2 separate regions of the Homo sapiens genome follow, and region 2 is linked to region 1. Evidence: read pairs that join two places in POLR2A ChIA-PET (ENCODE). Cell type or tissue: OCI-LY7. All regions are shown on one strand. Each heading gives the region's core, and the rest is flanking DNA. Links, peaks and the distances in the headings are about the cores only.

Evidence for each region. Peaks named below come from ENCODE experiments on the same cell type or tissue, not always from the same donor. Only the 100,000 strongest peaks of a DNase experiment are listed, where the experiment ranks them.
Region 2: POLR2A ChIA-PET joins it to region 1 with 11 read pairs; 3 of 35 experiments call an interaction of 5 or more read pairs at or near these places.

The regions. Positions count from the first base shown.
Region 1 is chr12:68,895,260-68,900,645 of GRCh38, forward strand. The region is part of intron 2 of CPM (carboxypeptidase M); the gene reads right to left. Among named protein-coding and RNA genes, the nearest start is that of CPM, 35 kb to the right of the region's middle. In OCI-LY7, for the core only: no CTCF peak of the experiment used is centred there; a DNase peak (open chromatin) is centred at 2,112; H3K4me3 peaks cover 1,096 bases; H3K27ac peaks cover 505 bases.
Region 2 is chr12:68,997,943-69,003,328 of GRCh38, forward strand. No RefSeq gene overlaps it. Among named protein-coding and RNA genes, the nearest start is that of TODL, 7.0 kb to the right of the region's middle. In OCI-LY7, for the core only: no CTCF peak of the experiment used is centred there; no DNase peak of the experiment used is centred there.

The sequences.
Region 1 (5,386 bases), core at 90-5,089:
AAATGTGGGCAGAAATGGTAATGTACCACTTCTGGGCAGAGCTTTAAGGGCTGATGCATGATTTGCCATCTCCTTTCCCTCTGACATAAGACAGGCAATGATTGGATAGAGGGTGCTCTGTCAGCTTCGGTCCTGGAGGGAAGGTGACAGGGAGCAGAGTCACAACTGTTCAATAATGGACATATGAGTGACATCTAAATCTTTATTTTTCTGTTATAAGCCATAGCAATTTGTGGGTCTTCTATTTCTGCAGTACAGTCCAGCCCTTTTCATATGACACTGCTTCCATAACCAACCCAAACCAAAATGACTTTCCCTCTAGTGAGTGTTCATTATACTTATTGCTGATACCTGTGCTTTTTCAGATAGGGGTTCCCAGAACCATAAAATTTTGTGGAGGTGGCCCAGAAGTAAAGAAATCTTAGAAAATGTGTTTTAGGCCAGACACAGTGGCTCACGCCTGTAATCCCAGCACTTTGGGAGGCCGAGGCAGGTGGATCATTTGAGGTCAGGAGTTCTCTGCAAAAAGTACAAAAATTAGCTGGGTGTGGTGGTGTGCCATGAATACACTCATTTCTATTTCTGACATCACTTTCATGCTTTGACAAAATGAAGTCCAAATGAAAACATGTTGTTGAGTAAACTTTCCTTTGTTTGGGTGATTGATCATATGTGAACTGGATCCCATGGCTCTAACTGCTTTTCCTTCAATGACTCCCCATGGCATTGAGATGGCACCTGATCCCCTCAGCATGCACACCAGACCTCTTGGGATCTGTCTTCTTCCTGCCTTGGGTTTCCCACCCCAATCCCATACACCAGGCCCTAGCCATTCTTCTTTATGTGTAGTTCCCAAAGGAGGTAACTCCCTGCCTTGACACCTTTAATACCTGCTCTTTCTTCTGCATGGATAGTCCTTAGCCCACCCCATCAAAGCGGCCAACCTCCCCTTGCCTTTTCAAGGCTCAGCTAAAAGCCTCCTGCCATCCAACACCTTCCTGATCCTTCTGCTCAGCCCCATCCCCTACCACCCTAAGTTAGATGCTTCCTTTGAACTTTCATAGATAGTACCCCTGCAACCCCTCTCCTATCATTTATTGAAACCAAAGGTTTTCCTGCAAGCAAGGGATTTTGTATCTCTGTGCTTGCAAAATCTGGTGTAGTGTCTGGCATATACATAGCAAATGATTGATAAATGTTTGCTGAGTGAATGGATGATTGGATAAATTAACAAACAAACCTGAGGAAGCTCACTTGGAGTCCGAGTCACCTTTGGTCCGGGGATTAGATGAAACTGTTTTCCAGTATTGATGGAAAAGTCCATAGTTAGTCTATGAGGTGCCATCCTGGGTGGGCTCTGGAAAGAACCCAGTTTTCTAGATCAAATCAAGAGTCAATGCACCTTCTTGGAATATTTCCATGCAAGAAAGTGCCAAGATCCAAACCAAATGTCTGGTTTCAAGTTAGATTCTTCCAACATTATGGGGAGATAGAGTTGCATTTGCTTACATGTTCATCCCCATAGTATTAAAGTTTTGATATTATACCCAAGAAATGTAGATGTTAGGTTCCATTTCATTTCTTCCTGAATAGGTGAATGGGGAGGTTTGGGAATTTCAGTTCCTAAATTAGGGACAGTTACGTTTTTAATTGAAAAAAAAAAATAGAGGAAAAATCTGAAGCTGCATTGGGTTGCAATAAATTTTCTTTTTTTTCTTCAAGACAGTCAAGACTCCCAGAGAAACAGAACAGCTTGTCTCATTAATCACTAACCATCAACAAAAAACAGGAAGACGGTAGGAAATTCCTCTGCCTTTCTCCTCTTGCAACCCCACCTTCTCTATTCCTCCCACTCCATTCCCAGGTCAGAGACTCATAAACCTGTCCTGCTTCCTCTAAACATTTAAATTTTTAACCTATAAATTATAAGACATTTTTAAGAATGGAGTTTTAAAAACTGGACATAATTATCATGCCCCAATCATTATAATTCTTCCATGTTCCCCTTTAGGTTTTTTTTTTTTTTTCCTCCATATAGCTACAGGAAACTTGTTTTTAAATCCCCAAAGTGAAAACCTCTAGGGACCTCATACTATAAAAAGCTGAGAACTTCCCTTTTTGGTCCCTTGAGGAAGAGGTCAAACATAACCAGATCATCTTTTTGAAGGACAATTCAGCTGTACTAAGAGCGAGATCGAGCATTACCTTAAAGTACAAATGAATACTTAAAGAGATTTCTTGGCCAAGGTGGGCAGATCACAAGGTCAGGAGTTCCAGAGCAGCCTGGCCAATATGGGGAAACCTCGTCTCTACTAAAGTTACAAAAAATTAGCCGGGCGTGGTGGTGTGTGCCTGTAATCCCAGCTACTCAGGAGGCTTGGGCAGGAGAATCGCTTGAACCCGGGAAGCAGAGGTTGCAGTGAGTGGAGATCGTGCCATTGCACTCCAGTCTGGGTGACAGAGCGAGACTCCGTTTCAAAAAAAAAAAAAAAAAAAGGCACAATCATTACAACTAGCACTATACAGTTATTGTCCATTTGAGGTTTCTTTTTTTACAGTATGTCATGGACATTCCGGTTCAGTGTTGAGGTTTTGTTTCTTGCTGCCCTATTGGTCTCACTCCGTCAGCCAGGCAGGAATGCAGTGGTGCAATCATGGCTCACTATAGCCTTGACCTCCCAGGGCTCAAGTCAGCCACCTCAGCCTCCTGAGTATCTGGGACTACAAGCATGGACCACTACGCCTGGCTAATTTGTGTATTTTTTTTTTTTTTTTGTAGAGATGGGGTTTTGCCATGCTGTCTAGGCTGGTCTTGAAATCCTGAGCTCAAGCAATCCACCCACCTCAGCCTCCCAAGATGTTAGGATTACGGGCATGAGCCACTGTGCCTGGCCTGGTGTTCTTATTTGTTATGAGTGCCTGCAGGTGTCACAGAGCTGTAATTTAAGAAGAGGTTAATTCAGACCCCTTTTGACCCCAGAAAAGACAGTTTGTTGGAGGTCTGCACAGCCCTATTGTCTATTTATTGCTACCATAAGAACTCATCCTTTAGTGGCAAGGAATAATGGCAATTAATTTACTAGTTTCCCCATAAGCTACTGTGGAGAAGAAAGGCTTTTCTTTCAGTCATCCTACTTCCTGAGTTTTACCCTAAAAAGCTCTCATTCTAAAGTGAAGCAAGTGAGAGTCCAGAGTGAAGGATGCTTAGCTCCCAATAGCAGGAGAGGCCTTGAAGTTACCAAAATTAGGTTCCCTAACCGGAACATTTGGTGGATTAACAAAGGTGGACTACTTCTCACTAGTATCACTGTTTTGAGATTTAAATCTCAAAAATAGATCAGTAGTTTAGTAAAGACATCAAAACCAGCATTGAGCAGCACGTCACCTGCCTGAACACAGCATGTGAGATGAGATGATATACAGTATCCTCTTCAGGGCATCTGACATAATGATGAAATGTGCAGGTTCCAGAATCAAAGTGTCAGAGCTAAAACCCAGCTCTGTCACTTACTAGCCATGTGGTATTGGGCAAATTGCTTAATCCCTCTAAATGAATCAGTTTCCTCATCCATATTATGGGATTAACGGTACTTACCCTCATGGGGTTGTTGTGCTATCTCATTTAATTCTTACAAGCTTTAAAAATAGTGCCAGAAACATTGTAAGCACGTGTTTGTTTGAGGGCCTCAGGTGTACAAATTGGCTGATGACAAACTACTGGCCCTAGCAGATGATGTAGTATCAGACCAATTAAAGACAAATTTTCAATATAAACAGTGTACATAACATAGGGATAGACTGCCAATTTGTTATGCCAAGAGACAGCAGAAATGTATGTGCCAGAAGATCTGCACATCAGGTCAAATAGACTACCACTCACTGAAGTTAAAAAGAAAACTGGAGTGTGGATTCAGAAAGTGGAAGGGGCTATTTTGAGAGAACATGTCCTTCAAAATGTATTAGCACAAAAACTGTCACAAACATTCACACCACCAAGCATCAGGTAAATTACTTTTTCAACTCCAAGGACTGAATCTCATTCAGAATTCCCAGGCCCTAACAGCAGAGGACAGTGCTGAACTGGGAAGCCGCATGTTGCCATGAGGGCAGGGCAGAAAGCCAAGTCACCTCTGTTAACTGTGTTGAATCATTAACCATAAACACATTTTTCACAACATTTTCTTTCATGGCCTGTTCTCAAAATTATTGAGGACATCGTGTAGATTTTGACTATCTCAATGTTAATGAGCCTGGAAAGCATGTTAAGAATTTCCAGTCTGGTGCTGTCATGGAGAGACTCCAACTCATCACTGTAAGAGGGCAAGCCAAGAGCTTGTAGACAAGGAAATGGTTCATTAGGAATCAACCAATGACATAAAATTGGTTCAATATGAATCGGTCAATGCCAAAAAAAGGCAGGGGAACTGTCCTAGATTGTGAGACTGTAGACGATGGGTGAGCCTTGCTTGATTTGATTCTGGGAACTACTGGAGAACTTTAAAAATGCAGTATGTTGTTGGATATTACTGAGTTATTATTTTTAGTTTAATAATGATGTGTCATGATTAGGCAGTAAGAAGTCATGCTTAGGAGATGCATATTGGTGTTTTTTGGGATGATGTGACATGCCATTTATCACTTCTAATGGTTCAGTAAAATCAACAGATGGAGCTCATGAGAGAGATAAAGCAAATGTGGCAAAATATTAACAACTGGTGGATGTATATGAATAATGTGTGAGTGCTTATTTTACTATTTTTGTATTTTTTTCTATAGGACTGAAAATTTTCTAAATAAAAAGCTGGAGGGATCAAGAGAATGAAAAGGTAAGCCACAGACTTGGAGAAAATGTTTGCAAAAGACATGTCTGATGAAAGAGTTATCCAAAATACAGAAAGAATTCTGAAAACCCAACAATAAGAAAATAAACAACTCAATTAAAAAATGGACAAAAGATGGAAACAGCAGGCATTTCACCAAAGAAGATAAACAGAGGGCAAATAAGCATATGAAAAGATGTCATCATATGTCACATCATATGTCATCAGGGAAAGGCAAATTAAAACAACAATGAGATATCAATGCATTCCTATTAGAATGGCAAAAATTCAGAACACTGACAACACCAAATACTGGCGAGGATGTGGAGCAACAGGAACTCTCATTCATTGCTGGTGGGAATGCAAAATGGCCAATTTGGAAAGCAGTTTGCAAGTGTCTTACAAAACTAAACCTACTCTTGCCATATGATCCAGCAAACAAGCTCCTTGTTATTTAACAAAATAAACTGAAAACTTACGTCCATATAAAAATTATACAGCTATTTACATTTTTATTTATCATTGCCAAAACTTGAAAGGAACCAAGAGGTCCTTCAGTAGGTGAG
Region 2 (5,386 bases), core at 300-5,299, 100 kb after region 1:
GCTTTGGTCAACTTCTCAAAATTGAAAAGATGAACAAAAGGGGAGAATTGTTAAATCCAGTTTAGCCTAAAGCTGCCTCCTGACATATTTAAGTTCAGCCTAAAGGTTTCTCTGTACATCATAGACTATAACAAGTGGAGGTGTAAACAGACTGTAGCCTACACTTGTGCCAATCACTGAGTTTTGGGCAAGCAAATGTAGACAACTGTTCAAACCATGTTCAAATAAGGTAAATGCCAAACTGTAAACAATCCAGCTGTTTCTGTCCCTCACTTCTGTTTTCTTTGCATCACTTCCCTTTTTCTTTCCATAAATCTTCTTCCCCCACGTGGCTGTGCAGGAGTCTCTGAGCCTATTCTGGCTTAGGGGGCTGCCCAACTCACAAATCATTCATTGCTCAATTAAATTCCTTTAAATTTAATTCAGCTGAAGTTTTTCTTTTATCAGATGTGATATAAGCCATCTCTTTGTCTTCCACAAAATATCTGATAAGATTGACATTGTTCTCTGAAGCTTTATGAACAGCCTTTGCTTGATGCAGATGTGATGTAGGCTGAACCCTGTTTTCAAAGCTGGAGGAGATGGCTCCCAAGGACCCATCACACCTGGGTTAGAGATAAATGAAGTCCAGGCCATCTTTTTCTGCTTGCCCCCCTTCCCCCACCATTATTTATTTTCCTTTTCTTCTAAATGTACAGCCTTGTTTTCTAAGCTTGTACCCTTAGTAATTATACTTCTGCTACAAAATACTTTATTAGGCCCTATAGGGGATCTAGATGCGGATATGATAGGGTTCCTCTGGAGTTTACAGGAACCTCATACATCATTTAGATGAAGCAGAGTTGGATACGAGGTTCTACTATGTAAAATAATCATTAAGGATATCAGCATTTTGGTCATTGCAATACTGCCAAGTTGGTGTTGGATTGTAACTGTGTCCAATCAGTTCCTGATTAACTGTTTTCTAATGAGCAGATCACAAGTGAAACCTTTAAAATATAAGTTGGTAAAATCCTAACAATGTGCTCTCTCATCTTACATAGAAACTGCTAATAGATCGGACTGTATTTTGCTGCCAGCAATATGAAATTGAAGCCGCCTCTGCAAAATTATAACTGAGACAGTGAAAGAGATCTAACCTAACCGACTCCATCTTGCTTCTAACCTTTAAGCTGTCCTTGTTCCTTCCTGGGCGTAGGCTGAACTAACTTTGGGAGGAGCTTAGTTTATAGTTTAAAACAAAGACGACAACAGCCCTTTTCCAAAACAAACCTTCTTCTTGCCTGGGGACTAGACTGCCTTTGTAGGACTAAGAAATTAGCCACAAAATTAGAAATTATGGTTTAGGAGTTATACAGTTGGAGGCTACAAGATTCTGACCCTCCCTAACCTACTCCCAAGATCAATGCTTGAGATATTTTGCAGGCCCTGCATTTGATGGATCAGCTGGCACCACCTATACATCGATAAACTGGCCCTCAACCAGGAACTGACTCAGTTCAAAAGGACAGCTTCAACTTCCCATGATTTCATCTCCAACCCAACCAATCAGCACTCTCAACTCACTGGGCTTCCCCACCCACCAAATTATCCTTAAAATCTTTGCTCCCTGAATGCTCTGGGAGACTGATTTGAGTAATAATAAAACTCCAGTCTCCACACAGCCAGCTCTGCATGAATTACTCTTTCTCTATTGCAATTCCCCTGTCTTGATAAATTGGCTCTGTCTAGGCATCGGGCAAGGTGAACCCACTGGGTGGTTACAAAATAATGGCCAGAGCAATGCTTTTGGATCATGTTTAAAATACTAGTAATTTAAACATGAATTTTCCATGTCTGGAAAATTTAGTGCAGCTTCTTAAACTTTAATGTACATGCATATAATTTGGAGAACTTGTTAAAATGCTTATTCTGATTCAGCAGGTCTGAGGTTCAGCCCAAGATTCTGCATTTTTAATAAGTTCTCAGGTGATGCCCATGCTGGAGGTTCATGGACCACACTTTTGAGTAATAAGGGTTTAGTGGATGGTGACTGTTTCCTCTCTTGCATTTTCTGCAGTTATGAAGAAGGGGAAGAGCAGAGCCTGCAGGTATGAGCTCCCGAATTGACATTTCCTATCTTTAGAGTCCAGGAAAATTGTATTGCATTTACTTTCTAAATATTTGCTTTTCTGATCCCAAGATTGTTCTTCATGTACCTGTATAGGCCACACTTTCGGCAATCCGAGGACTCACACAATGATATTAAAATAAAGTTGTTTGTTTGTTTTGGGTGAACCATGATTTTAATATAGCAAACTCAAAGGAGCCAGAAGACATGAGGGTTGACTCACCAGTCACAATGGTGTTGTCACATTGTTTATCCGTATGATAAGCCAGACAGCTATTGCAGGAAGCTGTCAGTTCACCAAGTCCAAGTTTGAGAAGGTTATTTTTCACTTGATATTTAAAGAAAGCAGAAATAAGATGCTGGGCCAAAAACTGTGTCAGAAGATGGGCTGGAATAATTTCTTTCAAGAAGCTCAGTGGCAATACTATCTTATAGTTGTTTATTGATTTACCATTACAGAGCACCTTCATCTGAGTTATATCATTTAATCTTCATGAAAACCCTAGGAGGTAGCCTTGAAAAAAAAAAAAAAACAGAGAAAGAAACAAGGGCCAAGAGATAGTGATTTGTTCAAAATCACTTGCTAGAGTGGATCTGGGACTAGAACAGAAGTCTTCTAGCCTAGTCATCTTCTTATGACAACATTGGTAACTATATCACATGGATGTTTCTGTTATGCCTTCTCAAGAAGGCATCAATAATTGATCCCAGAAGTGTTTTTCACTCGAGCCCTTAGCTTCACAATCCTCCCAACTCTATGCCCCAGAAAGCTAAAAAGCCACTGCCAAGGAAATGGATGTGGTGTGGGACAAGAAACCTATTTTCCTCCTGGCAACACTAACTTTTATTATCCACAAGGACTAATTACAAAGAGATCCACTTTTCTTGGGTATCTGTAAGAGGATAAGCATTCATTTTTCAGGTTTGGTTAAGGATTATTCATGTGGGGGCAGAGAATGACTCTGGAGGCCCTTGTCAACCCTGGAATTCCAGGAAGTTAACCTTATAGTTTCCCCATGCCATTGCCCTGATGTTACAGTGAGAGGCTATACAGGCTGAGGCAGGCTGAATTCTAAGATAGGTCCCAGGATTCCTACCCCCTGACGTTCACCCCATGTAACATCCTCCTCTTGGATTTGATTGAGACTTCTGATCTACTTCTGATCAATAGAATATGGTAAAGGTAAAGGGATTTTTGTAGTTGTAATCAAGGCCCCAAATCAGTGTGTTTTGAGTTAATCAAAAGGGAGATTATCCTGGATGGACCTGGTTTAATCAGGTACAGGACTCTCTCTTAGGTCAGACTCTCTGCTGTTGGCTTTGAAGTACACTGCCATGTTGTGAGAGAAAGGAGAGGATCGCCTGGCAAGGAACTTCAAGTGACCTTTGGAGCTGAGAGTAGCCCCTGGCCACAGCCAGCGAGAAAAGGGACTTCAGTCATATGAACACAAGGAAATGAGTTCTACCTGTGATCTTTGGAAGCAGATCTTTCCCAGTTGAGCCCCCCAGATGCAAATGTAGCCTGGCTGACACCTTGCTTGCAGTCTTGGGAGACCCTAAGCAGAGGGCCCAGTTAAGCCATGTCCGGCTTCTTGACCCACAGGAACTGTGGAGTAGTAAAAGGGTGTTGTTTTAAGCTGCTAAATTTGTGATAACTTTTTATGCGGTGATAGAAAACTAACTCACATGCCTTTTATTACATCTCGCTTAAATCTTAATCTTGCCTCTATTTCTCAATTGTGGATGTATTTACCTATTCAAAATGTAAGGTAGGCCGGGTGTGGTGGCTCACGCCTGTAATCTCAGCACTTTGGGAGGCCAAGGTGAGCAGATCACTTGAGGTCAGGAGTTTGAGACCAGCTTGGCCAACATGGCAAAACCCTGTCTCTACTAAAAATACAAAAATTAGCCAGGCGTGGTGGCGCGTGCCTATGATCCCTGCTACTCCAGAGGCTGAGGCAGGAAAATCGCTTGAATCCTGGAGGTGGAGCTTGCAGTGAGCTGAGATCGCACCATAGCACTCCAGCCTGGGCAACAGAGTGAGACTCTGTCTCAAAATAATCATAATCATAATCATAATCATAAAAAGGTAAAGCTCATCTAGACTTAATTTTGTCTGAACTTGACAACAACAGGACCATCAAGGAGGCAGAATCCTTCCCTGGAAAAAGGGGAAGACTTCATGTCACCACATTTCTACATATCCCCACATTTCTGAATGCTATTGTAGCCAAGCTGACAGCTGACCATGAAATCAGTACAAACACAGAACAATCCTTACACATTACCGTGATTTTCCAACTTTTACCAAAAACCACTAAGGCAAAAATGCCATTTAATGGTATGCATTCTGGGCAGTACTGCTTGAAAGTCCTGTTGGAGTAGGCAATGAAACTTGACTTAATATCTTGGTAATTAAAACTAAATTCTAAATTTTCTTTAGTAGGACTTCCTAGCACAATGTGGGCTGAGGGAATCCATCCATTCACTTAATCATTTAATGTTGACTATGAGGCCACACACAGTACTGGGCAGCAGGAATACAATGGTGATTAAGACAGGATACTTACCCTCGAGTTGCTAGAGGAGAAGACAGGCAGGTAAACTGATAATTACAAATCAATACAATTGAAAAGGGCTATGTGACAATCAGGAGACTGGAAGAAAAACTTGTCTCCAAAGATCACTATACTGAAATGTATTGTTTACCTTTGTCTATTGCTATTACTATTCTTTACATTCCAGATGTTTAGCACTGTCTGCATATCATAGGTACTCAATACTGTATTGGAACTAAGACAACATTAATTAAGATCATATAATTTTATATCTCACCTAAAAGAAAAAAAATGTTGCTAATGAAACTTTGGCATACCAGAGTTCCTAAACAGATTCTGGTTTCAGAAACGTTTAAGTGTAGAGGGAAATGCTCACCTTAGAATTGATTTATAGTATGTAATCACTGAACTCTTTTATTGGATTTCTAGGGCAAGTATGGAAGGAACAAATAGAGATGTCAGAGTGGATACCAGAAATAAAAGGTATGCTGTCGGCATGTCATCTAGCACTGCACACTGCTGACTCAAACCAGATTATCAAAGGAGTGACCTCCCAAGTTCTCACTGTAAGACAGACAAAGCCATGTGAGACGTCTTTAAACAGTTCTAAAAGTTGCAAGGTCCTAAAGCTATGAAAGAATGCAAGATCCCATAAAGTTTAACATTTTTTAGTTATTAGATAGAAAATACATTCACTTATCTTCTTAGAATCTCATCT